Linked DNA regions of Homo sapiens: region 1 is linked to region 2. Evidence: chromatin loops called from intact Hi-C (ENCODE). Cell type or tissue: heart left ventricle. All regions are shown on one strand.

Evidence for each region. Hi-C counts contacts between places; a loop is a spot of excess contacts. Peaks named below come from ENCODE experiments on the same cell type or tissue, not always from the same donor. Only the 100,000 strongest peaks of a DNase experiment are listed, where the experiment ranks them.
Region 1: a loop joins it to region 2, with 4 times the contacts of the local background. A loop is called at or near these places in 3 of 110 quality-filtered maps.

Annotation. Positions count from the first base shown.
Region 1 is chr2:28,230,099-28,234,098 of GRCh38, reverse strand. All of the region lies in intron 7 of BABAM2 (BRISC and BRCA1 A complex member 2), which reads right to left. Among named protein-coding and RNA genes, the nearest start is that of BABAM2-AS2, 78 kb to the left of the region's middle. In heart left ventricle, no CTCF peak of the experiment used is centred here; no DNase peak of the experiment used is centred here; H3K27ac peaks cover 641 bases.
Region 2 is chr2:27,745,533-27,749,532 of GRCh38, reverse strand. No RefSeq gene overlaps it. Among named protein-coding and RNA genes, the nearest start is that of MRPL33, 24 kb to the left of the region's middle. RefSeq lists silencers at 165-365, 325-525, 485-685. In heart left ventricle, no CTCF peak of the experiment used is centred here; no DNase peak of the experiment used is centred here.

The DNA of each region.
Region 1 (4,000 bases), 480 kb before region 2:
GGCTGTTTCTGCTGAAATATGTTACCTCCCTGAGAGGAGGGGGATTTTAATCATGGAAGACTACAGGGATGGGAAGAAACAGTAGGTCTGGCTATCAGGGAGCCAGGCCAGCATCCCAAATGATGAGGGGCTCCTAGAGGCTTCAGACCGTCACCAAAGTAGACACTGTGATGTACGGCTCATCTCCGTTTACAATTTCCCACACAGCAGCAAGCAGGAACTCCTCTTAATTTTGTTCATACCTCAGTACTCTCCCACCCCAACCACCAAACAATCAGATTCATTTGATCTCAAATGTGATGGACCAGACACTCTGGCAGGTCTGATTCTGAATGACTTGGTTGGCTGTCTGGGGTGAGCCTCAACAGGTGCAAAGCACTTTAGGCACTACGAAAGATAGTTTTAACTGAGAGTTTATTTTTTAAAGGACGTCATTTCACCCTTTATTTAACCCAGTAGTTTCTTAGCTTGTAAGCGTCCAAAATCTACATCCAGTGTCACACACTGATAAGTGCTGCTGATTCATGTATAAATATCAGCCTCATGGGTAAATATTTAACAAGCTTGCTATAGCCTGAATGCTGCCCTGATCATGCTGAATAAACTAAGTAAAGTGCCATGAAATAAAAGAGTCATTATGTTTTCAGAGGGTGCAAGATGGTGGTAAGGCCTTGTGATCTCTAATTCTTTAATATTCATGAATCAAAAAATATTGGGCTGAGCATGTACAACAGGAAACTCACCCTGTGCAGAGATTCCAGGGCTCACTCAAGACATTCCCGGGACTGCAGGGCTGGCTGAAGAGAAGGCAGGGCCTGACTAACCCACTAAGTGGCTGGGGAAGAATTATGAGGAGATGAAAGGGACCACTTGGCACTGATACTTCTGATCCCCAGAGTGGTGCGGGGAGGAAGCGGGTGAGAAGGAAATCCGTGTGGCAAGGGCTCAGGCTTAACCTGGGAGGAGAAAAGGGTGATAGGGCTGTTCTGATGAGAAGGTACCTTCTCTCTCTTCATGGAATAAAATAAAACATGAAATTAGTTGATCATTCTTAGAACTGAAACTTAATCTGTGGATATAAATTAGAAGGATGAGGCCAGAGTTTTAAAATCTTTTCCAGTGGTAGGGGTAATTAAATAGATGAAAATGAAACCAGAAAAGCATTTCCAGGTCAGTCTTGTTGGCTCTAAAACTCAAATGTAAGAACTGTCTATACTGAATGTATTAATACTAGTCTTTTCCATGCAAATGAAACTAATAGAGCCCTTTGTGAACTTCGGTCTGTCTGCAAATTATCACATCTCTCATGCAGTCATGAGCCACATGCAACATTTCAGTTAATGATGGACCCCATATATGACAGTGGTCCCATAAGATTACAATACCGTATGTTTACTGTCCTTTTCCTATGTTTAGATATGTTTAGACACACAAATACTTACCATTGTGTTACAATTGCCTGTAGTATTCAGTATAGTAACATGCTGTGTATGTTTGTAGCCTAGAAGCAATAAGCTCACCAGATAGCCTAGGCGTGTAGTAGGCTCTACTATCTACCTAGGTTTGGGTTGGTACATTCTATGATGTTTGCACAACGACAATACTGCTTAATGACACATTTCTCAGAACGTGTCCTGGCCATTAAGCAATGCATGACTGTATTGAAGACTTAACTTGGCTGCAACGTGACGGCATAAAGGAATTGTTTTTATTTTGACTTAGAAAAATGCAGGGAGTCAGCCTGTCTGAAAGCTTGGCTTGGGACAATGGGGTTTTGATTCTGACCCATTATGAAACAGCAACTCCCCTTCCTCCCACGTGGGGTTTTACCTTACTGGTCAAGTAAAATGAGCAAAACATAATTTAGACTGGAGAAAATCAGAAGGGCTAGTGATTCGCAATCATAATTCTTGCTTCTATCAAGTTTTCTTTCTTTGGTTCTACTCAACTTTCTCACCAGTTCAGTGGGATAGCACCACTCTCAAAGACACCTGACCAGGCACAGTGGCTTGGGCCTGTAATCCTAGCACTTTGGGAGGCTGAGGCAGGATGACTGCTCCGGGCCAGGAGTTTGAGACCAGCCTGGGCAACATAGCGAGATCCCATCTCTAAAAAAATTAAAAATTAGCCAGGCATGATCGTATGTGCCTATAGTCCCAGCTACTCAGGAGCCTGAGGCAAGAGGATCAGTTGAGGCCAGGAGTTGGAGGTTACAATGTGCCATGCTTATACCACTGCACTCTAGCCTGGGTGACTGATTGGGACTCTGTCTCTTAAAAAAAAAAAAAAAAAAAAAAAAAAAAAAAAAAAAAAGACATCTCTCTCAAAGCATTAGAATGGTTAGAGTACCAATTAGAGTTACATTAACACAAAAATAGCACCAAGCACTCCAAGAGAGACTTTACTCTAAAAGTCTTCTCTGTCCAAGGGTCATGACAAGGCGTTGTCAGAGACATTTGGGTCAGCCTTAGCATCCTGCTTTTGCCCCTGAATTGGGTTCTGAGGGAGAGGAAGTTGACCTGGCTGCCTCCTCCACAGTATGATTCAGGAGCCGTTGGAAGTTGAAGCATGGAAAGGGGAACATCCAGGATGTAGAAACAAGCAGCCTGCAGACTCCAAGCTAAGAGAAATCCTAAAGCAATGTGTGCTGCCTTCAATCCAATTCAACAAACACTAACTGTATGCCTAACTATGTCTAAGGACTTGAGTTTCCCATTCTGAACACACGACTAGGGTACCAACGATAAGTCCTTCCAAAGTAGAGGAATGCCAGGGACCTCAAGAATCTGGGGCACTCTGTAATACTAGATTATGTTTCCTGGTGGCCTGCCAGCAGAGCCATTACCATGAAACAACTCACTGTTATTTATTGAGCTCCCACTTTTGCCAGACACTCTACTGGGCATTTTGTGATCTCTAAACCTCACAACAACCCTGCCGTGTAGACCTAATTAGCCCCATTTACAGATGAGAAAACTGACATTCTAAGAGTCTAAGTATCTTATCCAAGATAACCCAGCAAGTAAGTTGTAGAGGTGGGCTTAAACCCAGGTCTTTCTGGTTCCAAAGTCTATGTCCTTTTTCATTAGGAATTCTTTCACAGAAAGATGAAGTAGAATTTTTAAAAGTCTAATCCCTACCAATATACTGAAATAGTAGAATAAGTGATTAAAATCGTCTTCAAAGCTTTTATACATAAAATTAATCACCTTGTCATCTCACTTTTTATCATCTTAAAGATACCATATGTCACAACAAAGTAACCTGGTGGGACTAAAAAAAAATCATTCATAGTTCTGAAAACCCAGAAGAACATAAATATTAAATTAAGGAGAGGCTCCAGTTTTGTTTTCTTACTTTCTTCTTCTTTTTTTTTTTTTCCTGAGACAGGGTCTTGCTCTGTTGTCTGTGTGGTGGCGTGATCACGGCTCACTGCAGCCTCAACTTCCCAGGCTCAGGTGATCCTCCCAGCTCAGCCTCCTGAGTAGCTGGAACCACAGATGTGCACCAACATGCCTGGCTAATTTTTTTTTTTTTTGTATTTTTAGTAGGGAAGGAGTTTCACCATGTTGTCCAGGCTGGTCTCGAACTCCTAGGCTCAAGTGATCTGCTGCCTTGGCCTCCCAAAGTGCTGGGTTTACAGGCGTGAGCCATCACGCCCGGACTTGTTCTGTTTTCTAGCTAAATCTTTTTTTTCTAGCAAAGCATTTTCTAGACCTGTTGTTAGCTCTCAACTCATTTTATAGATTCAACTTTGAGCCATCTCAAGAGTGTCAGTCCTTCAGTTAAACAAAATCAGGGTGTAATTCAATATGGAGAAAATTTAAGTGAGTACAATAGGACAAGAAAATAAAAGGAGATCAGAAAGACGAGTTAAGTACACCAGTGGAAGAAAATCTGGGTATTCACATGGAATCAGAGGCTCATGGAAGCATCAATTCAGACCTGGCTGTATTACATTTGTGACTAATCTAATATTTCTACTAAACACACTTTATAG
Region 2 (4,000 bases):
TTTGTCCATCACATTCTCTGCAAAAATGCCCTACCCTACCTTTTCTGCTGGACAGATCCCATGTCAAAGTTCTGGTCTATGAATCCTTCCTTTGCAATCCCTCAGTGAATCCTTCCTTTGCAATCCCTCAATGAACCCTTCCTTTGCAATCCCTCACTGAACCCTTCCTTTGCAATCCCTCACCGAACCCTTCCTTTGCAATCCCTCAGTGAACCCTTCCTTTGCAATCCCTCACTGAACCCTTCCTTTGCAATCCCTCAGTGAACCCTTCCTTTGCAATCCCTCACTGAACCCTTCCTTTGCAATCCCTCAGTGAATCCTTCCTTTGCAATCCCTCACTGAATCCTTCCTTTGCAATCCCTCACTGAACCCTTCCTTTGCAATCCCTCACTGAATCCTTCCTTTGAAATCCCTCACTGAACCCTTCCTTTGCAATCCCTCAGTGAATCCTTCCTTTGCAATCCCTCACTGAATCCTTCATTTGCAATCCCTTGGTGAATCCTTTCTTTGAAATCCCTCAGTGAATCCTTCTGCAATCCCTCAGTGAATCCTTTTGCAATCACTTGGTGAACCCTTCCTTTGCAATCCCTCACTGAACCCTTCCTTTGCAATCCCTCACTGAACCCTTCCTTTGCAATCCCTCGGTGAACCCTTCCTTTGCAATCCCTCACTGAACCCTTCCTTTGCAATCCCTCACTGAATCTTTCCTTTGCAATGCCTCACTGAATCTTTCCTTTGTAATCCCTCGGCAGCATCAGGTGCTCTCTTCTTAAATCCACTCACCGTGGGCAGGAGCATCCATGCACTACTCATCTTTACCGTCACCTCAGCACTCAGCACCACAGCTGGCTCAGAGGAGACTCACCATCAACCCCTGTGGAATGAGTCCTCCTTTTTCAGAGAAATCAAGCTATGCCTTCATCTACTTAGGCAGCCCTGAACTTCCACACAGTGTATATTTCCATTTATAAATCACTGTTTGAAACTTGGAGCAAATTTCTCTGAAAGAAAGTCATAGATGATCATTATAATTAAGTTCTAGAATTGAACCCATAGATTGAACCCATAAGGTAGTCTATAGGGACTAAGTGTGTACTTTTTTGTGTTGTTACACATAGTGAATGAAACCATGCACGTGGAAATTCTTTGCAAATGCAAGTAATTATTATAATCATTAATTACAAACCTTATTATGAATATTATCGCCACCCTTTCCCCATCATCCTTCTTCCCCTCTTCTTCTTGTTTTGTCTGTCTTTTTGGCTTTCTCCTCTTTTCCACCAAGTCTCCCTTACATCTGGGTTTACTAGAATGTGATGGACTGGTGAGGAGCTCACATGCTAATTATAGCAGTGCTCCCTTGGGCAATGTGGTGCGTGGTGATGTGTGAACACACCATTTAAGGGATACCTCCTTGAAGCCAAAGTGGCTTCTGAGAACTTTGTCCACAGTGAGGAAGAATGTGGAGAACACGCTCTCCCACCAAAGGCAAGTCCTGTCTTTTACCCTGCCTAGGCAACCGCTTAGTGCAGAGATATTTGTAGAAGAGGATTTTGTCATCCAGGGGGTGGCTGGGATGCCTGCATCTTTTGTCATGGACCTCCAGAAGGACAACTGAAGGGAGGCCAGAGAAAAAGAACCAGAGAATCCGGAGCCTGGTGAAAACATCAACATGAGAACTGAGGTTTTAGTTTGGCAAAGCGAAGGCCGGGAATAGATCAAGACCTGTAAGAAGATGGTGACATAAAGATTTTTATGAAATCTTGGATGCTTGAAATAAATGTTTAGGGAACATTTAAAATAAATTCCTACTTCAGAGAGCAGAATGGTGGTTACTAGAGGCTAGGAAGGCAAGGAAGGAGGAGATGTTGACCAAAGGGTGCAAAGTTTCAGTTAGACAGGAGAAAGAAGTTTTCCAGGTCTGTTCCACAACATGATGACCATAGTTAATAATCATGTAGAGTATATTTTGAAATTGCTAAAAGAATTTTTTGTAAATGTTCTTACTACAAAAAATAAGGGTGTGAGGTGACGAATGTGTTAATCAGCTTGATATAATCATTCCACAATGTATGGGTATGTGTATAGTACTTGTATATGCATGTATTGTACTATATATATATATATATATATATATATATATATATATATATATACACACACACACACACACACACGTTGTACTTAAGGGGTACAATGTGATAGATATATATACACATATATAAATATATGTATAAACATATATACATAAATCACATTGTACCCCTTAAGTATATATAATTATGTGTCAATTTAAAAATAAAAATTTAAATTAAAAAAAAAATCTAGTTTTAAAAGTGGGTGGCTCACAACACGTGATGTCAGAGATACTGTAGATAACAAATTGACCATACATCTTTATCTCCTTTTTCTCCAAAGACCCACAAAAGTTTTTAAAGCATAAACCCATGAGAACTCTGAGAATGGGAGTGAGGACCTCAGTGGACAGAAGAACTTAGCAAATTTGGGGATGATAAAAAGTGGCTGCCATGGGGTAACTGACTTGAAAGGGCCCAAAGATGGCACTGATGATGAGGACTGAGCAGATCCTCCCAGAGAGCCCCGAGAGCTGGAAACCTGGAGGCAGCAGATTCTGCAGGAAGTGAGTTTGAAGGATAGGCTAAACCCTAGGGAAGCAATTGAAAGACATATATGAAGAAATTACAATTCCAGATCCCCTCCCAATCCCAAATAGTCAGGCAACTATGTCCCTGCACTTGATTGGAGGTTTTTTTCTTTACAGAAATAGAACCAGAGCACCCCCAAGTTCAAGGATCCCAGCCACAATAGGGCAGGTGCTGGCTGAGACCGGAGGAGGATTATGTTTAAGTCTACATGTTAATAGTGGACCCCAATGCCATGCTCCTTCCCTTACCCCATTCCCAGAAAAGGACTATCAGGTATATGTTCCCTGGCTAGAAGACTGGAGGATTCTTCACTGGAAAAAAACTGTTAGCCCCAGAGAAAAGTCCCCTGAAGATGGACTTTGTGTGCATGTGTAAACATTGGGTTTTACTGTAACAAAGCAACTTGTGCACTGTTAAGTTTAAAACTGAGCAACATCTTTCTTTTCCGGTGGAACACAAAGAAAATTTAAAAATAAACAGGAATGAAATTACAATAGAGAATGTCAATTCCAAATAAGATCCTACAGGCTCTGCTAATTCTCCCGTTGAGTGACAGGGCCCAAGTCATCATTGGGGGATAATTTATTTTAAAAGTATCGTCTTTGACTACAAGGATGTCTGTCAAACATCACAATTAAACATACCAAAGGAGAAGCCATGCTGTCAAAATGCCCCCCGACCCAAACATCTCAAACCTACCCTTCGGTGACCTTAAGGAGAGACTTTTATGGTCTCCCAATGAAATAGCCTCAGATTGAGACCTGCCAGTCAAATATCTGTCCATATAACAGAGTCACCAATCATTGTGATGCCTCACTATTCCATATGACTGGATAGCCCAGGATCACCAGAAATTTGCAAAAAGTATCCCACATGAAAGAGAGAGAGAGAGAGACCAAAACAAACAAACAGAAAAAAATGAACTCAAAGGAAATAGAAATGATGTAAAAAGAAACTTTAAAAAAAAATTTATGTGTATTTTTAACTGATAGTCTCAGAGATTTAAAAGAAGATACACAGCCATGAAAAAGGGCAGGATGATGTGAAGTAGAAATAATCAGAGGATGATAAAGAGCTCTTACAAATTAAAAATGTGGTCACTGCTGGGTGCAGTGACTTATACCTGTAATCCCAGCACTTTGGGAGGCTGAGGTAGGAGGATCACTTCAGCCCAGGAGTTTGAGGCTATAGTGAGCTATGATCATGCCACTGCACTCCAGCCTAGGTGACAGAGTGAGACTCTGTCTCTAAAAAGAAAAAAAAAAAGTGGTCAAAAGAGTAGGAAAATAAAGTTGAAGAAATCTCCCAGAAAGTAGAATAAAATGAGTGAAAGC